Linked DNA regions of Homo sapiens: region 2 is linked to region 1. The links are chromatin loops, found by intact Hi-C in ENCODE. Cell type or tissue: A673. All regions are shown on one strand. Each heading gives the region's core, and the rest is flanking DNA. Links, peaks and the distances in the headings are about the cores only.

What was found. A loop is a pair of places that touch in the nucleus more often than their neighbours do. Peaks named below come from ENCODE experiments on the same cell type or tissue, not always from the same donor. Only the 100,000 strongest peaks of a DNase experiment are listed, where the experiment ranks them.
Region 2: it touches region 1 in a loop (6-fold over the local background); 1 of 110 quality-filtered maps calls a loop at or near these places.

The regions. Positions count from the first base shown.
Region 1 is chr9:115,410,953-115,416,311 of GRCh38, reverse strand. No RefSeq gene overlaps it. Among named protein-coding and RNA genes, the nearest start is that of DELEC1, 270 kb to the right of the region's middle. In A673, for the core only: no CTCF peak of the experiment used is centred there; DNase peaks (open chromatin) are centred at 1,531, 2,061, 2,321, 2,761 and 3 weaker places; H3K27ac peaks cover 5,000 bases.
Region 2 is chr9:115,161,774-115,167,132 of GRCh38, reverse strand. The region is part of intron 1 of DELEC1 (deleted in esophageal cancer 1); the gene reads right to left. All of the region lies in intron 1 of LOC124902257 (a long non-coding RNA gene), which reads right to left. Among named protein-coding and RNA genes, the nearest start is that of DELEC1, 23 kb to the right of the region's middle. In A673, for the core only: no CTCF peak of the experiment used is centred there; a DNase peak (open chromatin) is centred at 2,382; H3K27ac peaks cover 1,767 bases.

The DNA.
Region 1 (5,359 bases), core at 61-5,060:
GGGAGGCCAAGACGGGCAGATTGCCTGAGTTCAGGAGTTTAAGACCAGCCTGGGCAACACGGTGAAACCCCATCTCTACTAAAATACAAAAAAAATCAGCCAGGTGTGGTGGTGTGCGCCTGTAGTCCCAGCTACTCAGTAGGGTGAGGCAGGAGAATTGCTTGAACCCAGGAGGCGGAGGTTGCAGTGAGCCGAGATCACACCACTGCACTCCAGCCTAGGTGACAGAGTAAGACTCTGGCAAAAAAAAAAAAAAAAAGATGCACTTTCTAAAAAAGAAAACAACCAGCTGGGAAATCCATGCTAAAATGTTCCCTCCAGGTTGGCTCTGGAAATGCCCAAGGGTAGAACATTATTATCTCCAAAATTCTGAAGGGGCAAAAGGAGGGCAAGTCTATATCTGATGCCAAATACATAAAGGCCATTCCAGTTGGTTAATGGAATTCACAGTTTGAAAAGAAAGCAACTTGTTTTTGTAAGACTCATTTCCAGAGAGCCAGCTCCTCTGTTTCCATTTGCACCAGATGACTTCAGGTCAGCAGAATATGGAAAGGACAGTCTCAGCCAAGGCTCCAAGAGCCTAGGCTAACAAGGCCCTAGGGGAAAGGCCTTCAAAGGGTACACAGATTACTTACTGTGTCTGCCAGTGAAACTGACCAAAAGGAAGCAGACCTGCCGGTGCAGGCCAGGCACCAGGAAGTGTGAAAATGCCGTGTTAATGGCCACTGACTGTGGACACTCCTACAAGCTGTTCTTTGGAAGTCTGATCTGGTTTGGCTGAAGGGCTGTGCCAGTAAGAACCACTTCCACCCAGCTGCTCTGCAGAATTGGGGCATCAGGAAGTTTGACAACGTGCTTTTCATGATCATCAACAGGTACCATTGGAAGAGACCTGAATTCTGGCTCTGAATTGCTTTTCCATTCCTGTGCGATCTTGTACAGGTTACTCTCCCTGTCTGAGCCTTAATTTACTCACTGTTAAGAGAAGGAAATTGGGTTAGCCTTGATGTGTTGGGAGTATAGAAAAGCAAGCTTTGCTTCAAGTAGCTAATATGTGGCTAAAAACTGGCTGCAGGCTATACTATGTCTGCCTGTGTGTGTTTATAATGGAGGCAACTACGTTTCAGAGACATAGCTTTCCTAGGGTCAGTTCAGTAAATGTGAGTTGGGCATATTGCTGGGTACAGGAGGTCAAGGAATGAATATGGCTTAGTTCCTTCTCTTGGCCAGTTTCTAGTTGGTGGCAAGGCAAACCTGTAAACAGATAGTGCAGTGTGTTTGGAGCAGCAGAGGACATAATGCCACTGGATGGGAGAGATGGAGATAAGGCATGGGTAGGAGTAGAGCCTTCTCCAGTAAGTACGGGTAGGAGAAACTGAAAGAGAAGGCTCTTCAGTAGGAAACAAATTCCTGAATTGTCTTGTATGATGATTATGGGTTGTCTTTAAAAAAAAAATATGTGAGAGGGAGTGGCTAGAAGAAAGAATAAAGGAAGGCTTTCCAAGGCAGGAGAAAAGAAATAAGGCATGGAACTGTATAAGAAGTAGCATAGCAGAGATGGAACTGAAAATTCATCCAATTAATTCAGTGTTGTTGGAGGGTAAAGTAGAAGGAAATGAAAAAGTGGTTAATCTGGGCTAAAGTAATATCTTCTAAAAGCAAATTCATTCTTCATTCATTAAACCATTCTTCCTTTTATTGCATTTTATTTGAAAATACATTATAAAAGATTTCAATACACAAAATGTGACAAAGAATAAATGAAAGCCCATATACCTACCATTCAGTTTAGGAAATAAAATGTTGCCAACATAATTATAGAGGCTTGCATTCCCTATGCTAAGCGTACCCATTTAAGAGCAAATTCATCTCTTCGGATGAGAATCACAGTAATTAAACTCTCAGGAATTAACTACAAAATTGTAAATTTAATTTATTAACTGATATTGCAAAATATAACTGTCACATGGACTGGAATATGAGTGTCCCTGAGGTCAGTACATTCCTTCCCTGTACCAGGCTACAGGGTACACCACATCTTAGTCAAAAGCCAGTTTTTCAGTTAACAGTGAGAAATTCCAGGCAGTCTGAACAGCTTATTCTTTTCCAGTGGCTGGTTCCTCATGAAATGTCAAATTATTGTCAGATGTTTTCTTGGTAAATCTGGAGTCAGATGAATCAAAAATTGAATGGCACAAACTTCCTGTTTCCTTCCTTCCTTCCTTCCTTCCTTCCTTCCTTCCTTCCTTCCTTCCTTCCTTCCTTCCTTCTTTCTTTCCATCCTTCCTTCCTTCCTTCTTTCCTAAAGTAACCCAACCACCTCACCTTGGGGACATGTTCTCAGGACCTCTTGAGACAGTGCCTTGGGCCATGGTCACTCACATTTGTCTCAGAATAAATCTCTTCAAGTATTTTACAGAGTTTGGCTTTTTTGGGTCAACATTACCAGCAACACTGTGAATTGTGACTTCTTATTCTTTTAACAACTTGTTTCTGCTTAATTATCCAGAGTTATTTGCTGTTGCCTATGTACAAAATCCTGCTCGTGCTAAGAGCTGTATAACTGATAAAAAAAATAAACATAGCTCTGACCACATTATCCTTGTAAATTCATGGAGGAGGCAAATGTCAACTAAATGAATACAGAATTACAAATTTATAAATTGTGATAATTTGTAGTTATCTCTACAAGGAACAGTACATTAATAAAAAGTGACAGTAGGGGAAACTAATTTCAATTTTAGGGGAATTCACAGTGGCTTCTCTGAGGAAGTGACACTGGAGTTGAGACCTGAAAGTAAGTAGGAGTTAGAGAAATAAGAAGTTGGGTGTGTCTCAGGGGAGAGGGGTTAAGGTTATTGTACAGTTCAATTAATGGCACAATATCAACAAGATTTCAGATTTCTCCTGAGGAGATTGGGAAGGCACTGAAAGGTATTAGGTAAGAGAGTTACCTAATTTAATTTGTTTTCTATTTGTTTGTTTATTGCTTTTTAAAAAGTGCACTCAATGTGTATAATGAATTTGCACTGGATAAAAATAGAAATAGGCAATTCTTCCCACCAGGTCTACCACAACACTACCACCTTGGGTGTGGGCTATACTTAGCAATTCACATCCAATATGTAGAGTGTGGGAAAGGGCAAAGTAGTAACTTTATATAAAAAAAAACTAACAAACCAACTGGCAAACACTTCCTTAACTAAATAATCAAGGTTAATGTCACCAACAATAGGCCATTCTGATAATAAGTACCTTCTAATGTAATGTGATAGGGAGGGAACTTCAACTCTGTGAGATTCTTTTCCCAAATCTATAAACTTAGTTTAATGAGGCAAACATCAGAAAAACATGAACTGGGTTCACTGGTGAAAATTTCTGGCCTCAGGTACTCCACAAAGCTGTCAAGGCAGGAAAAGCAGGAAAGGACAGACATTGTCACAGACCAGAGGACACTAATGAGATATGATGACTACATGCTATGTGGTATCCTGGAAGAGAAAAATGATGTCAGCATAAAAATTGGTTAAACCTGAATAAAGTCTGCAGTTTAGTTAATGGTAATGTACCAATTTTGGATTCTTAGTTGTGATAAATGTGCTGTGGTGTTGTAAGATGTTAATACTAGGAGAAACCAGATGAGAGATCTACAAAAGCTATCTGTATTATTTTTGGAACCGTTCTGTAAATTTAAAATTATTCTCAAATAAAAAGATTATTTTAAAAAAAGAATAAGCAGAAAAACCTGTTAACTACTGCCACCAGTTTTCTAGACAAGAGAGTAGACTCTAGTGAGGACATTGAAATAGAGAGCAGTAAGTTAGAGGTTTATTTTGGGGGTATGATTGACAGTTCCAATATGTCCTTCTCACATTAGAGGAAAGGCTTTCCAGTGGAAGAGCAAGGTCTATAATCAAAAGCTACGTGCTGGTGAGGACTTTACTAAGTGACTAAGTATCCTAGCAATTTGTACCAGATGTGTGCATGTCCGAAGTCCTGATAGATGTCCAATCATCTAATTCCCATGGAGAATAAATTCTTTTTTCCAAGCACCAGAAGCTCTCCCCTTAAGCTTCTTGTTTAGCTGGTTTATAAATGTTCAATTTTTTTATTTGCATCAAATAAATTATTCCCACCAGTGAGCTGGTGATTCAGACTGAGTGGGAAGCTCTCTCCTATCCTAGGGCCATGAGCCTGCTAATTTGTCATGCTGTGCTTGTGCCTTTAGGAATCCCTTTATTTGTCTTACAGTTAACTACTATCTTCAGTTGTTAAAAGGCTGAGTGGAACTGAAATGCTATTTTGTTTTTTCAAAGCAATATGGTTTTGACAGCTATCTATGGAAGGATATGAAGAGGAGGCAGGAATGGAAAGTAGTTGGAGGGGTAGGGGCATATGCCTGGCTTTCCTCCCAAGCACAAGGTTGCTTTTCTGTATTCTGTTTTTTGTTTGTTTGTTTGTTTTTGTTCTTGTGTTTTTTTGACAGAATCTCTCTCTGTCTCCCAGGCTGAAGTGCAGTGGCATGATCTCAGCTCACTGTAGCCTAGACTTCCCAGGCTCAAGTGAAGGTTTCTTCTTACAAAGAGTTTATAGGTTGTCATAGTCTTTGAGTCATGAAATCCATCATGGCTACTACATAACAAAATGAGAAGCCTGGTGGCCAGAAACATTTGAAGTATTTGAAAGTATAATCAAATAGCAAAAGTAAAATAGCGGACTGAAATTTTTTCCTCCTTGATCCTCCCTTAACCTTACTCTATGAGGTTTGGGTGAGGCTGATTCCAGCCCTAGGTAAATGAGAGAATTCCAACCTCTTGTCCATAGTCAAGAATGTAGCATATTCTAGGATGGGCCAAGAGTCATATCTGGAAAGTTTGCTGAAGATATTGGAAAAGAGACATTCTTTCCACTGAGGTTGCCTGTAGTCACAGCACCAATTCAATATCATAAGGACATAGATGGTGGAATAGTTAACAGATAGCTCCGCTTGAGGTAGGACAAAAGGAGCCTTGATGACAAAACAAATAACATTTTGTAGCCTGACACTTGGAATAGCCAGCTTTTACAGCCTCAGTCTCTTGCATTATCTGGTTAAAGCCTGTCTGATGATAAAACTGATAGATCTGAAAGCAGAGTGAGAGAGGAAAAGAAGCTGAGCTTTGATAAGCTTGGATCCAACCATGCCTAAAGTCATTTTTTTAGTTGAGTTAATGAGTTCTGTTTTTATTTCATTTTATGAAGTTTTTGAGCTTCTTAATTAGATAAAAAGAGAAGTAATAACTTCTGAATACCTGTGAAGGGTAGCAGAATATGCCACTTTGGCATATTGATTATTTGGAGCTGAAGACAATTGAGAGGA
Region 2 (5,359 bases), core at 255-5,254, 250 kb after region 1:
ATTCTAAGAAATGCCATAGGGATTCCAAGGAATAAGGGAGACTTTTCATCCTGAGCTGGCACAGGAGGTCTTTGAGGAGATAGGATTTCAGCCAAGCAGTAAAAGGTAGATTGGATTATTTCAGGGGTGTGGGGTAAATCTTGGGGCAGGCCATTTTATTTATTTATTTATATTTGAGATGGAGTCTCCCTCTGTTGCCCGGGCTGGAGTGCAGTGGCATAATCTCGGCTCACGGCAACCTCCACCTCCCAGGTCCAAGTGATTCTCCTGCCTCAGCCTCCTGAGTAGCTGGAACTATAGGCGCGAGCCACCACACCGAGCTAATTTTTGTGTTTTTAGTAGAGACAGGGTTTCGCCATATTGGCCAGGCTGGTCTCGAACTCCTGACCTCAGGTGATCCACCTGCCTCAGCCTCCCAAAGTGATTGGATTACAGACATGAGCCACCACGCCTATGGTGGCAGGCCATCTTAGTAGAAGGAAGAGAATGTACAAAGAACCAAAGGCAGGAGAATAAGCTCTATTCCAGAGATGGTGTAGAGCAGGAATGCAGGAGCAGTGTGTGAGTGGAGTGGAGGAAAATGAGACCCAAAATGTGGCCTGAGAGCCAGATCCTAAATGCAAGACTAAGGGCAGTGCCCTTTAGGTGAGAAGAGCCACTGAAGTCTCTGAAAACTGAAATGGCATGATAGAAAAGACATTTCGGGGTAACAGGAAGATGACCCTGGTATGATGGAGAGTGGAACTGGAGGGCAAACTGGAGAGGGGCTACTAAAAGGGTTACTAATGGGGAGGCTGTTTAATGTTCCAGGCGAGGTAGGAGGGATCCTAACCAAGGAAGGGTCCAAAGGAGAAGAGGAAACAAAAGTAAGTGAGTCATAAAGAAGGGATCCACAATTAATGGGGTAGGGGTTCTGAAAACAGCTTGGACAGTCATGGAAGAGGACCCTGAGGAGGTGTTAGAGTAGAGCCCTGAATAATGAACAAAATTTAGATAAACAGAAGGGAGTAGGGAGGGCAACATAAGGAAGTACAGCTTTTCAAGGTGAGAAGTCTAACTTGATTAAGTAAAAGTTTTCTGTAGCGGTACTACTGAAGATAAAGGCAGCAAGTTGAAAACTACATGTGTATGTACTATGCTCTTTCTTTTAGTCCTCTTAAGAATGCTATGAGTTCTTCTCTATTAACCCATTTTACAGATGAGGAAATGGAGACTTAGAAAAGATTGTATGCAAATGACCTACATAATTTGTGTGGCCTGGTGCAAAAAGAGCCTTCTTGTTAAAAAATTATTAAGACTTTCAAGGCAGTGACAGCAGAGTAGTAAGCCAAGCCACAAGGCCCTTCTGAGCACCAGGCCCTATACAACTGCCTAAGTCACATGCACATAAAGTCAGCCCTGGTTCTATGACTTGCCCAGCTCCATACAGCAAAAAAAAAAAAAAGAGTCAGAGCTAGAAGTAAAATTGCTCTTGCAGCAGATGAGGAGAAAGTAGGGTTGATGTGAAGGCTCCTGCAGCCTGGATCTCTGCATCATATGGAGTCAAGCCTCCATTATAGCATGAGTGTGAAATAAACTTTTGTTGTTTTAAGCCACTGAAATGTTGGGAGTGTGTATTACTGAAGCATCACCTCTCTCATGCTTACTCATATACTAAAGCACAGAAAAATCTCCTACAGCTGGGGAGGTAGGTCATGAGCCTCAACAGCCAAGACCTGTGTTCTTTCCTCAATATCTATGTCTTCCAATTGCAGGTCACAACCTGTTAGAGAGTCATGAAAACAATCTACTGGGTCACAGGCACATTTTTACACAGGAAATAATTTAATAAGTAAAATATCATAGAAACTGTGTGTGTTACTTATTGCAGTGGTATTTTTTATTAAACTTTTTCCACTACATGTGTGTGTTGAGAGTCACAATAAAAAAAAAAGGTACTTCTGACTATGGGTTATTGTCAAAAATGTTAAAAGCCACTGCTCAACATCATGCTTTTGACACAGGAAAGGAAAAAAAGTCTACACACATCACCCTGACAGCTTGGATACTCATAATACCTTTTGAAAACAGCTAAATGGGAGGACACTTGGGTCCTTATTGTCAATGTAATTAATGCTTTGGATTTTACAGTTTGCCAGATAGAAAGCATTCCAGATCTTAACCAATATGAAACTCAATCTTTGTAATATGCTCCTTTAACTCCATTAATCCTCTATCTCCTCTGCTCCAACTCTTACTCTGCCATAAAAGAATCATGAAGTCATCATTTCGGATACAGGGAACAAACCCTCATTGTCTCATGACAAATTCCGGGCACAGATGTGCCCACTGGAGCAACTACAAAAAAGCAGGCAAGAAGCCACTTTGTCACCAGCACTGGGCCTGGTGCCAGGCCTCTCCCTCTCTTTGAATCCTTGATGGGCTAAGCCCCTCAGAAGTGAGTCATCAAGGATTGCCAGTATCTGCCCAGGGAGGGAGACCCATTTACTTTGAAAAACTCTGCAGGAAATACTTGTGCTTTGCTCTGCCAGAAGCTGTCAAATTTGCTTCTCTCACCACAGCAACTGTGGTTCTGAACCCCACCCCCCGAACCCAACTTATGACAAAAAGAGCATATGAAAGAACTGAAAATAGCCTTTTTTTCAGTTGCTTGGTGAAAATTCCCAGATGTGAGCTGCAATGACTGTGTGGCACTCATATTTCAGTTTTGAGTGTGGATATTTTCTCTGAATGTCTCCTGCAAATTGAATCAAGAAGAACACTATTAATTATTTTAGCCAAGGTTATATTTTTGCTCCAACCTTCTATATGTCCTGATTTTGGGGATGTGGAGGTTTGAGGGGCATTGTCCATGATTATTCTCTGTGCAGTAATTGCCTTCCCCTGAAACAAGATGGTTGCATCAAGCTTGTTGAGTTTTTAACTCTAGAATGTCTATTTTCTTTTCTTTTTTCTTTTTTTTTTTTTTTAGAGATGGAGTCTTGCTCTGCACCCAGGCTGGAATGCAGTGGTGCGATCTCGGCTCACTGCAAGCTCTGCCTCCTGGGTTCACCTGCCATTCTCCTGCCTCAGCCTCCCAAGTGGCTGGGACTACAGGCGCCCGCCACCACGCCCGGCTAATTTTGGTATTTTTAGTAGAGACGGGGTTTCACCGTGTTAGCCAGGATGATCTCGATCTCCTGACCTCGTGATCCACCCACCTCGGTCTCCCAAAGTGCTGGGATTACAGGCGTGAGCCACTGTGCCCGTCCTAGAATGTCTATTTTCTATCGTATTTCCAGATCACCCTAATCTCTGGCAAAGGTGCCTCTTCCATAACCTCCTTCTAGTTTCCAGACTTGCACTCTTGTTTTCACCCACTTTTCTTGCTATCATTTCCAATAGCCAGAGCAATAGTCTTAAATGCAAATCTGACAGCCACTTTCTCTCTTGAAATCCTTCAGTAGTTTTAATGTCTCTCTCCAGACCACATCTCACCAACATTAGCAAAGCTCTGCAGGGAAGGGGACTGGGCTCCTGCTACTCTCAGGGCTCATCCCAGACTATTCTCCTCCTTGGCCTCTGAAATTCACACTAACACACTGTCCTTAAAAGTTTCTGGAATACATCAGTCTTGTACTTGACTTGGGACCTTCACATCTGCTGTTCTTGCTGAACACTATTCTTCTTAATGCTCCAAATTTTTAAAACCTAGTTAGCTTTCAATCTCAGCTATAGTATCACTTTAACAAGAGCTATCTTCTAGCTAAACCAAATCCTTTCAAATTCTCTCCCATCATCTTACTCTTTTCCATTACTGACTGTATTAGTCTGTTCTCACAGTGCTATGAAGAAATACTGGAGACTGGGTAATTTATAAAGAAAAGAGGTTTAATTGACTCACAGTTCCACATGTCTGGGGAGGTCTCAGGAAACTTACAATTATGGTGGAAGGCACTGCTTCACAGGCCAGCAGGAAAGAAAATGAGTGCAAGCAGGGGAAATGCCAGACACTTATGAAACCATCAGATCTTGTGACACTCACTCATTATCACAAGAACAGCATAAGGGAAACTGCCCCAAGATCCAATTGCTTCCAGCTGGCCTTGCCCTTGACATGTGGGGATTATTTCAATTCAAGGTGGGATTTGGGTGGGGACGCAGAGCCAAAAGATATCACTGACCATATCATAATATATAGAAGAGTATAATTTTAACATCTTTCTCCCTCACTAGACTTGGCTTCACAGAAACAAGGACATTGTTTCTTCATTATGTATATTCATATCTTAGCATGGTGCCTGGTACATAGTAGCTAGTAAATAAGTATTTGTTGAATAAATGCTAAAGGCCTTTTAAATGACCTCTCTGAGATCTAAGTGCTTGCAAAATATTTCTTTGACTGGGGAACTGCTATTTTCCTAAGGACAAATAAATGAATCTTCTTCCCTTTTCTTCTTTGGCTTCTGGTAACCAGAGCCGCATATGTATCTCGGATATATTAATCATGTTAGATACATAGGGTTCGAATATTTGTATTTTCTCTTCCCTTGGTCTTGATCTTTTACTTTTAGTGCAGTTCCTCAGGGGGAGTTTTTGCCATCTTTTTCCATGGTAAATAACATATGATACCACTATTGAATAGCATTACAATCTTTTGTAACAAAACTCAAGATGGCAAGTCACATTTAATTCTTTGAGGAAAGAGGTGAGAGCAAATATTATCTCCAAGGTGTCTGAAGACCTCACATATTTGAGATGCGAAAAGGGAATTGGGCAGCTATCTGAAGACCTGGCTGCCTGTATTAATGCTACTGGACTTGGGCAAACCAAGTCTCAAGCCTCAGACTCTTCATTTACGAATGAGAGGAACTCTGTTGTGCTTAACACACAAGGCTGTTGACATATTGTATGATCGCTTTTAGGTTGAAAAGCAAAACACATGCACACATACCTATGCACACACACCCACTTAAGAATATATGATTATGGGCTGGGTGTGGTGGCTCATACCTGTAATCCCAGCTACTCAGTGCTAAAGCACAAGAATCGCTTGAACCCAGGAGGCAAAGGTTGCAGGGAGCCGACATCATGCCACTGCACTCCAACCTGGGTGACAGAGAGGCTGTCTCAAAAAATATATATATATATATATATAGTTATGATCTCAAGGGGGAACATCTTTGATGAGATCACATTTGATTCTCCCTTTCATGACTAGCTCATGGGCAAAAAAACGTACGTAAAATTTCCCTTTGTTTTACTCATTTTCTCCAGCCTTTCCTCTTGGGTCTTATTCATAAAGCTGCTCAATCATATCAGTCTCAGAGACCCTCACTGGGGAATATCCAAAGACTACCCAGATATTTTCTTTCTACTT